Regions from separate parts of the Homo sapiens genome. Here region 2 is linked to region 1. A link is an interaction called in ENCODE POLR2A ChIA-PET data of the cell type or tissue named here. Cell type or tissue: B cell. All regions are shown on one strand. Each heading gives the region's core, and the rest is flanking DNA. Links, peaks and the distances in the headings are about the cores only. Region 1 overlaps CTCF (CCCTC-binding factor). Region 2 overlaps RANBP10 (RAN binding protein 10).

Evidence for each region. Peaks named below come from ENCODE experiments on the same cell type or tissue, not always from the same donor. Only the 100,000 strongest peaks of a DNase experiment are listed, where the experiment ranks them.
Region 2: POLR2A ChIA-PET joins it to region 1 with 5 read pairs; 2 of 35 experiments call an interaction of 5 or more read pairs at or near these places.

What each region holds. Positions count from the first base shown.
Region 1 is chr16:67,602,699-67,608,072 of GRCh38, forward strand. All of the region lies in intron 2 of CTCF (CCCTC-binding factor), which reads left to right. Among named protein-coding and RNA genes, the nearest start is that of CARMIL2, 40 kb to the right of the region's middle. In B cell, for the core only: no CTCF peak of the experiment used is centred there; no DNase peak of the experiment used is centred there; H3K27ac peaks cover 885 bases.
Region 2 is chr16:67,767,707-67,773,080 of GRCh38, forward strand. RANBP10 (RAN binding protein 10) reads right to left here. Exons shown (of 14, transcript NM_020850.3): 3 at 4,328-4,380. Among named protein-coding and RNA genes, the nearest start is that of RANBP10, 36 kb to the right of the region's middle. In B cell, for the core only: no CTCF peak of the experiment used is centred there; no DNase peak of the experiment used is centred there.

The DNA of each region.
Region 1 (5,374 bases), core at 302-5,301:
GGTGTGGTGGCGCATGCCTGTAATCCCAGCTACTCGGGAGGCTGAGGCAGGAGAATCGCTTGAACCCAGGAGTCGGAGGTTGTGTTCAGCCGAGATTGCGCCATTGCACTCCAGCCTAGGCAACAAGAGTGAAACTCCATCTCCAAAAAAAAAAAAAAAAAAAGAGAAGAAAATCTTAATGGGGAAACAGTAATAGTATAAAGTTAAATTGCAAAATCTAATTCTGTGGGTCAAGGGTGGGACCTGAAGTTCTGTGTTTTTAAGAAGCCAGTGCTGCTGGTCCTCAGACCATACTTTGAATAACAAGTACAAAGTTGTGCTGTCCGGTACGGAAGCCCCTAGCCTCATGTTGCTGTTGAGAATTTAGAGTTTCACTGGTTCAAATTAAGGTATGCTGTAAATGTAAGATATAGCTGGGCACGACGGCACATACCTGTAATCACAGCACTTTGGTAGTCTAAGATGGGACAATAACTTGAGGCTGGGAGTTCAAGACCAGCCTGGGCAACACACCTCTACAAAAAAAAAATTACAAAAAAAGAAAACATTAGGCCGGGCGCAGTGGCTCACACCTGTAATCCCAGCACTTTGGGAGGCTGAGGTGGGGGATCACGAGGTCAGGAGATCGAGACCATCCTGCCTAACATGGTGAAACCCCGTCCCTACTAAAAATACAAAAACAAAATTAGCTGGGAGTGCTGGTGGGTGCCTGTAGTCCCAGCTACTCAGGAGGCTGAGGTGGGAGAATGGCATGAACCCGGGAGGCGGAGCTTGCAGTGAGCCGAGATCAAGTCCCTGCACTCCAGCCTGGGCGACAGAGGGAGACTCCCTCTCAAAAAAAAAAGGCTGGGTGTGGTGGCTCACACCTGTAATCCTGGTACTTTGGGAGGCCAAGGCGGGCGGATCAGGAGGTCAGGAGATAAGAGACCATCCTGGCTAACACGGTGAAACCCCGTCTCTACTAAAAGTACAAAAAATTAGCCGGGCGTGGTGACAGGAGCCTGTAGTCCCAGCTACTTGGGAGGCTGAGGCAGGAGAATGGCGTTAACCCAGTAGGTGGAGCTTGCAGTGAGCTGAGATCGCGCCACTGCACTTCAGCCTGGGCAACAGTGCAAGACTCTGTCTCAAAAAAAAAAAAAAAAATTAGAGGCCAGGCACGGTGGTTTATGCCTGTAATCCTAGCAATTTGGGAGGCTGAGGCGGGCAGATGACTTGAGCCCAGGAGTTCGAGACCAGTCTGTGCAACATGGTGAAACCCCACTTTTACTAAAAATACAAAAAAATTAGCCTGGTGCCTGGTATGAACCTGTAGTCCCAGCTACTCGGGAGGCTGAGGTGGGAGAATCACCTGAGCCCAGGAAGTCAAGGCTGCAATGAGCCATGACCATTCTGCTGCACTCCAGCCTGGGCAACAGAGGAAACCCCGTCTCAAAAAAAAAAAAAAAAAGAAAAGAAAAGAAAATTAATTGAGCATGGTGGCATAAACTGTAGTCCTAGCTACTTGGCAGACTGAGGCAGGAGGATCACTGGAGCCCAGGAGTTGGAGGTTACAGTGAGCTGTGATCCTACCACTGCACTCCAGTCTGGGCAACAGAGCAAGTCTGTGTCTCAAGCATAACAATTTTTTTTGTTAGTTTTGTTTTTGTTTTGTTTGTTTGTTTTTGAGACAGAGTCTCGCTCTGTTGCCAGGCTGGAGTGCAGTGGCGCGATCTTGGCTCATTGCAAGCTCCACCTCCCAGGTTCACACCATTCTCCTGCCTCAGCCTCCCAAGTAGCTGGGACTATAGGCATCCGCCACCACGCCCGGCTAATTTTTGTATTTTTAGTAGAGACAGGATTTCGCCATGTTAGCCAGGATGGTCTGTATCTCCTGACCTCATGATCCACCTGCCTTGGCCTCCCAAAGTGTTGGGATTACAGACATGAGCCACCATACCCGGCCAACAATTTTTTAAATTGATGAAACCTTGAAATGATATTTTGGACATACCAGGTTAAGTAAAATAGATTACTAAAATTAATTTCACCAGGGTTTTTTTTTTTTTTGTTTTTTGTTTTTTTTTTTTACTTTTTAATATGAATTTTTTTTACTTAAAATTACATATAATGTGGCTTATGTTTGTGGCTTGCATTATATTTCTATTGAACAGTGCCAGCCTAGAGAATTTATATTCTAAAGATAATCTGTCTGAACAGTACTGAGTATATAAAATTAATTATAGTTAGGATTATGCTTAGTCTTTTACAATCAGAGGTATAAATGGGATTTTTTTTTTTTTTTTTTTTTTTTTTTTGAGACAGTCTCGCTCTGTCTCCCAGGCTGGAGTGCAGTGGCGCAATCTCGGCTCATGGCAAGCTTCGCCTTCCGGGTTCACGCCATTCTCCTGCCTCAGCCTCCCGAGTAGCTGGGACTACAGGCACCCGCCACCACTCCTGGCTAATTTTTTGTATTTTTTAGTAGAGATGGTGTTTCACCGTGTTAGCCAGGATGGTCTCGGTCTCCTGACCTCATGATCCACCCGCCTTCGCCTCCCAAAGTGCTGGGATTACAGGCGTGAGCCACCACGCTTGGCCTAAATGACATCTTATAATAAAAATACTAGCACTTTGCTCATTTTTAATTTATAGGTGAATTATAAAGCATTCTACAAATGTTCTTTGATCCCCACCTTCTGCGGTAACATTTTTTTATATTTGTCCCCACTGTCATGGAACAGCATAGTAAGAAGCCTTTGCATTGGATGTTGTTGTATTTTTCTCTTGGTTGTTGAGAACAAGGGACTAATGAAAGAAAGAAGGTAATGGAAGAATAAACCAAACTGGCAATCCAACAACCTCGGGAGTTTACCTTGAGCCTTGTTTTTTTCCAGGCAGATGGTGGGGTTTGCTGAATCTGTCCAAAAGTATATGTTGCTTCAAGCCCGGCTTTTGCCCTTAAAGAGCTTTCACACCCAACTGGGAAAATAGATCGTTTTGAGAAAATTTTAAGTGCTAAACTGTGTCCTTATTTTATCAGAAACACATTTGGAGCAAAGTAGTGGCCACAAGAACCTCAGAAAGCTTTGTTGTGCCAGGGATGAGCTGGTGTTGAGAGGAGTGGATCAGACGTAAAGTACAGAGTGAAGACAGGGAGATGACAGTAGGAACTGTGTCTGGATGAAAAGACAGCTTGACTGAAGGGGAGAGTGCTAGAGGGCAAGACATAAATCTGAATAGGTTATCATGGGGTCAGGTACGAAGGGGCTTTGTGAGCCAGAAGGGTGGTAAGTGCATCATGTAGTTTTTGCAAAAGTAGAGACACACTTTTTGAGGAAATTAAGTCTTCTTCTTTGTGAAATGAGTGAATCTTTACTTCTCTGCCCAGAAAGCATAAGTGGTTTTCCATTGCCAGTCATCTGAGGTATTTTGTTATTCAAGACCATCCAAACTATGGGGGGCAACCAGCACATCTTTCACCTGTCTTACTACCCTCTCCTCTGTCCTGTGCTTTAAGCCAGTTCTTTTTCTTACTCATAACTAATTCCCACATGTATTTATTGTACCCAGAAATCCAAACCTTTCCCCTACAGAATACATCCTCTGCCCTCCACTGTCAAACTCTGCCTTTAAATGTCCTGCTCACGTTTCAGGGTTCCGTTCAAATTCCACATTTATGAAGCATTTTTCTATCACACCTGGTTATGTTATCTTTCTCCAAACCTATGTAATTTCACCTTGAACCATTGTGCTACCTATTTTGTCCTTTATGTTAGACAGTAACTCCTAGAATGTAGGACCAGGCCTCCCAAAATGCTGGGATTACAGGCGTGAGCCACCACGCCCGGCCCCTATTTTGCTCTTGTTTAGGTAATGTCATTCTCTCTGTAGTAGTTCTTGTGCTGCCTCTCAGGTGGTCCTGGCTTAAGGAGTCTTCTCTGACTGCTATCATGGATATAATACAATGTTAAGGTGCCTAGACAGAGAATTGGAGAAAAGTGTGTCTAATAGAACTAACAAAAGCTTCGTTTGAGCTGTATTCTTGGCCAAAAATACAAAACACTTCAATGTTTTGTTTTGGGTTTTTTTTTTTTTTTTTTTTGAGACATAGTTTCACTCTTATCGCCCAGGCTCCAGGCTGGAGTGCAGTGGCACTCGGCTCACTGCAATCTCCGCCTCCAGGCTTCAAGCAATTCTCGAGCCTCACTCAGCCTTCCAAGTAGCTGGGATTAGAGGCACACCCCACCACACTCAGCTATATATGTTTTATTTTATTTTAATTATTATTATTTTTTTGAGACAGAGGCTCGCTCTGTTGCCCTGGCTGGAGGGAGTACAGTGGCCCAATCTCAGCTCACTGCAACCTCCACCTCCCAGGTTCAAGCAATTCTTCTGCCTCGGCCTCCTGAGTAGCTGGGATTACAGGCATGTGCCACCACACCTGGCTAATTTTTGTATTTTTAATAGAAACGGGGTTTTGCCGTGTTGGCCAGGCTTGTCTCCATCTCCTGACTTCAAGTGATCTGCCCGCCTCGGCCTCCCAAAATGCTGGGATTACAGGCCTGAGCCACCACGCCTGGCCCCTATTTTACTCTTGTTTAGGTAATGTCATTCACAAGATTTTTGTTTGTTTTTTATTTTTTGTTTTTGAGACCGAGTCTCACTCTGTCGCCCAGGCTGGAATGCAGGGGCACTTTCTCAGCTCGCTGCAACCTCCACCTCCAGGGTTCAAGTTCTTTTCGTGCCTCAGCCTCCCAAGTAGCTGGGATTACAGGTGCACACCACTACGCCTGGCTAATTTTTGTATTTTTAGTAGAGATGGGGTTTTGCCATGTTAGCCAGGCTGGTCTTGAACTCCTGGCCTCAACTGATCCACCAGCCTTGGCCTCCCAAAGTGCTGGGATTACAGGCGTGAGCTACCGTGCCCGGCCCATTCACAAGATATAAGAGCCAAAAACTATGAATTGGCTGATTTGTTTTCTGCTTTCTATTATATATTCAATTTGGTTGGCATTTATTGAGTACTTACCATCCTGGGCACAGTGCTAAAGAGTAAAAACCGTGGCTGGGCGTGGTGGCTCACGCCTGTAGTCCCAGCACTTTGGGAGGCCGAGGCGGACAGATCACGAGGTCAGAAGTTCAAGACCAGCCTGGCCAACATAGTGAAACCCCGTATCTGCTAAAAATACAGAAAATTAGCCAGGTGTGGTGGTGGGCACCTGTAATCCCAACTACTCCGGAGGCTGAAGCAGGAGAATCACTTAAACCTGGGAGGCAGAGGTTGCAGTGAGCCAAGATCACGCCATTGCACTCCAGCCTGGGCGACAGTGCGAGACTCCGACTCAAAAAAAAAAAAAAAGTAAAAACCGGTTGGGCGCAGTGGCTCACACCTGTAATC
Region 2 (5,374 bases), core at 281-5,280, 160 kb after region 1:
CTGCCTCAGCCTCTCGAGTAGCTGGGAGTACAGGCGCCCACCACCGCGCCCGGCTAATTTTTTGTATTTTTAGTAGAGATGGGATTTCACCGTGTTAGCCAGGATGGTCTTGATCTCCTGACCTTGTGATCCACCCGCCTTGGCCTCCCAAAGTGATGGGATTACAGGCATGAGCCACCGCGCCCTGCCTCTACAAGAAAATTTTAAAAATTAACCAGGCATGGTGGTGTGCACCTGTAGTCCCAGCTACTCAGGAGACTAAGGTGAGAGGATCACTTAAGCCTGGGAGGTCAAAGTTGCAGTGAACCATATCATGTCACTGAACCCCAGCCTGGGCAACAGGGCAAGACCTTGTCTCAAAAAAAAAAAAAAAGGTTTTTATTAAAGAAAAAAGAACATACGGCTAGGCATGATGACTCATACTTGTAATCCCAGCACTTTGGGAGGCCGAGATGAGTGGACTGCTTGAGCTCACTTCAAGACTAGCCTGGGCAACATGGCAAAACCCTGTCTCTACAAAAAATACAAAAACGGCCGGGCGTGGTGCCTCACGTTGTAATCTTACTACTTTGGGAGGCTGAGGCAGGCAGACTGACTGAGCTCAGGAGTTCAAGACCAGCCTGGGCAACATGGCGAAACCCCATCTCTACTAAAAATACAAAAAATTAGCCAGGCGTGGTGGTGTGCGCCTGTAATCCCAACTACTGGGGAGGCTGAGGCACGAGAATAGCTTGAACCCGGGAGGTGGAGGTTGCGGTGAGCCGAGATCGTGCCAGTTCACTAAAGCCTGGGTGACAGAGTGAGACTCTGTCTCAAAAAAAATAAAAATAAAAATAAAAATAAAAATAAAAATACAAAAACTAGCTGAGCATGGTGGCATGTGCCGGTAGTCCCAGCTACTTCGGGGGCTGAGGCAGGAGAATCGCTTCAGCCTGCAAGGTTGAGGCTGCAGTGAGCCATGTTTGCACCACTGCACTCCAGCCTGGGCAACAAAGTGAGACCCTGTCTTTAAATAAAAAAAGAACATATGAAGCAAAGGATACTAAGTCCAACACATGGCGTAACAGACCACATCCTAAGACTACCTAAAAGACAAACATGAGGATTTCCTGATACAGGGCCATTTGCTTTGGTTTATTTTGTTTTAATTACATTTATATTTTTAAAACAGATAACATATTCACAAGAAAGAAAATTCCAAAGGCTTGTGAGTGAAAATTTTTCTTTCTCAGTCCTGGCTCCCGCCACCCATCCCTTCCCAAGGAACAGCAAATATTACAAGTTTTTCTGTAGCTTTCCAAAGATGATCTATACATATACAAGTAAATACAGATATGTTTGTTTTCTCTTTTTTTTGCACATTTGGTAGCACATCATATATTTCCATGCTTTATATTTTTAATTTCCCAATATATCCTACAGATGATTCCAAATTGGTACCTAAAGAGTCCCCGGCCAGGAGCAGTGGCTCATGCCTGTAATCTCAGCACTTTGGGAGGCCGAGATGGGTGGACTGCTTGAGCTCAGGAGTTCTAGACGAGTCTGGGCAACCTGGTGAAACCCTGTCTTTATTAAAAATACAAAAAAACTAGCTGGGCGTGGTGGCATGTACTTATAGTCCCAGCTACTTAGGAGGCTGAGATGGGAGGATCGCTTGAGCCCAGCAGGTTAAGACTGCAGTGAGCAGTGTTTGTGCCACTGCACTCCACCCTGGGAAACGAAGCAAGACCCTGTCTCAAAAAAAAAAAAAAAAAAAGTGCTGGGCGCAGTGGCTCACGCCTGTAATCCCAGCACTTTGGGAGGCCAAGTCAGGCGGACCACGAGGTTAAGAGATCGAAACCAGCCTGGCTAACATGGTGAAACCCCGTTTCTATTAAAAATACAAAAAAATGAGCCGGGCGTGGTGGCAGGCACCTGTAATCCCAGCTACTCCGGAGGCTGAGGCAGGAGAACGGCACCAACCCAGGAGGCAGAGCTTGCAGTGAGCCGAGATCTCGCCACTGCACTCCAGCCTGGGCGAAAGAGCAAGACTCCGTCTCAAAAAAAAAAAAAAAAAAAAAAAAAAAAAAAGAGTCCTTACCAGGCAGGCTGGCTCATGCCAGTAATCCTAATACTTTGGGAGACTGAGGCAGAAGGACTGCTTGAACGCAGCAGCTTGAGACCAGCTGGGGCAATGCGGTGAGACCCCGCCTCTACAAAAAATGAAAAATTAGCTGGGTATGGTAGCTTGTATCTGTAGTGCCAGCTAAAGGGGAGAATGAGGTGGGAGAATCACTTGAGCATGGAAGGTCAAGACTGCAGTGAGCCATGATCATGCCACTGCACTCCAGCCTGGGCAGCAGAATGAGACCTTGTCTCCAAAAACAAAACAAAAAAAAGCTCATAAAAGTCTCTTTTCTCCACTACCAACTCAGTGCAAAAGTTGAAAGAGCACACCTAGAACAAACAAACAAAATTAAGAATCAGTTTGCACTTGACAGGAAATTATTTTTCCTGTACATTAAGAGGTAGAGCTACAGATACTACAGCTACAACTACTTAGCCAAGGCCAGATGCTCATATAACAAAGAACACAGCCACACAGTATGCAAAGAAAACTGCCACACACGTTCTGATTAACAATGAAAAACCAGTTTTCACTCAGATCAATCAAAGGGGGAAAAAAGTAAGATTCCTGACAATTAGTTGAATCCTAAGCATCCTAGATTGAAAGTATTAGAAATCAGTCTACTAGAAAAAAATCAGTGATTCACATTAAACATTGATTAGAAAAGACGTAAGGTCTGAGTGTAACTCCCTGTTTGGGGAAAGCCAGCTGCCTTCTCTGTGTCATAGGCACAAAGAGCAGGAGGCCAAGAAAAAAACACAAGGACTTTTCCTGACCCCATGACGTGTCAGGGAAGCCTGGATCATGTCACTTCTGCTGATTCAAGGGACCAATGGACTTAAGACCATTTTCTGGAACCCATCAGTTCACGGCAGAAGCTCTGTCTCCCCAGTTGCAGCCAGTCCAGGTCTAGGTATGAGCTGCTGGGCAGAAAATAGCTGAAATTAGCCAGGTGTGGTAGCACATGCCTATAAATTAGCCAGGTGTGGTAGCACATGCCTATAATCCCAGCCACTTGAGGGGCTGAGGTGGGAGGAGAACTTGAGCCCAGAAGGTTGAGCCAACCAGAAGGTTGAGAAGGTGGTGCCAAGATCGCGCCACTACACTCCAGCCTGGGTGAAAAGCGAGACCCTGTCTCAAAAGAAAAATAATAGATGATAAAAATAAGGCTGGGTGCAGTGGCTCACGCCTGTTATCCCAACACTTAGGGAGGCCAAGGCAGGCTGATGGCTTGAGCCCAGGAGTTCAAGACCAGCCTGGGCAATGGCAGAACTCTGTCTCTACAGAAATTACAAAAAATTAGCTGGACATGGTGATGAGCTCCTGTGGTCCCAGCTACTAGGAAGGCTGAGGATCACCTGAGTCTGGGAGGTCGAGGCTGCAGTAAACTGTGACTGAGCCACTGCACTCCAGCCTGGGTTACAGAGTGAGACCCTGTCTCAAATATATATATAAATAAAAAATAAAGAAAAGAAATTGCTTCAATCACATTCCACGTGGGAGGTCACTTAAAAACTTTGATCTTTTTTATTTATTTTATTTTTTTTTTTGAGACGGAATCTCACCCTGTTGCTCAGGCTGGAGTGCAGTGGCGCAATCTCAGCTCACTGCAACCTCCACCTCCCGGGTTCAAGCGATTCTCCTGCCTCTGCCTCCCAAGTAGCTGAGACTACAGGTGTGTGCCACCACACCCGACTAATTTTTTATTTTTAGTAGAGACAGGGTTTCACCATGTTGGCCAGGCTGGTCTCGAACTCCTGACCTCAGGTGATCCATCCACCTCGGCCTCCCAAAGTGGGATTACAGGCGTGAGCCGCTGTGCCCGGCCAAAAACTTTGATCTTTAACACGATGAAGTAACAAAGGAGCCAAGGTTGGCAGCAGTCTTCCTCCCAGTACATGCCTGAGTCTGCTCAGCAAGGCCAATGGGAGCAAGGGCTACTGACGCGTATCCCTACCTGGAGCAAACTCAGGTCAGTTGACTTTGATGGCAAACAGTTCAAATTCCATTAATGACAATCACTTGTCAATTAATTTTTGGAATGGAAATGCACACCATCCTGGCCCAAGGGCTACCTTTCAGGATCCTCCAACCAGTAGCATGGCTTGAGGTAGGCAGCTAGCAAACAAAGTCCTCCCCAGCCTCTCTGCTACCACCATGACTCTCAACCCCAATTGGATCAGGAGAGCAGAACAAATGTTCTCTTAAACAGTGACTCACCAGGAAGTCTGTTCATGTTGACGCCTTGAGCCGAGAGTCCTATTCCCATGTAACTTCAAAAAAAAAAAAAAAAAAAACACAAAATTTTTGGTTAGCAAATGCTCATGCGTCTCCCTTCTCAAACATTTATTGGTAAAAGACAGAAAAATGAGAAAAGCAATGAATGTAGAGGCTCTTATAACATACTAATGGTTCTTGGAGAAACCTGACATTTTGATTTGCTAATGGAAAGCATCTTAGTGCCTCACCCAGCTAGAGAAAACAGAAAGTTGCGTGTGTTGTGTCACTATGAACCACCGGCTTCAATTTCAGAGGAAAGTGTCATGAATTCATGGCTTCCAGTCCTTTGGCATTCTGGCTGTAGCTAAGGCACAGAATCTATTCCTAAGATGTGCCTAAAGCATCTCAATCCTAGGTAGTGCTTTACAGAGCAATGCACGATTGTTCCACAGGGAGAACCCAGTCTGCACCAAAGACCAGGACATGGTAAAGCCAAGTTGGATCTACATAGGATCATCAATCAAGACTGCTCAAACGAGCTTGTTCTCTGGGTCTCAAAATTCATTACCTTCCCCGCATACATTCACATTGGCCTCCCAAACCACACAAAGCTGGGAGTAATGATGTGTGAGGCCCCCAGAGACCCCCTCACTCCTCCCACTCTTTGAAGAGTGGGGCTTATTCTCTTTGAACCCTGACTTAGTTGTGATCTCATTGGAGTATGCAACCTGGGCTCCTGTGGGGCTGCTCCCTGTGTCATTGACACCTGGAGGTAGAATGGCACCCAAATGTGGGTGTCAGCTTCCTCTGGCTGCTCTCCCCTTAGACAATCCACTCAGATTCTCAAGTTGAGGCAGAGGCTCCCAGGCCATCTACTAATAAATACCATCTTACCTTTGCACTTGGGACTTTTTAAGTTAATGCTGGAATGAGTTAAGACTCTGGGGGACTAGTGGGAAGGGATGATTGTATTCTGCAATGTGAGAAAGACATGAAATTTGGGGGGCCAGGGTAGAATGATATGGTTTCGATGTTTGTCCTCTCCAA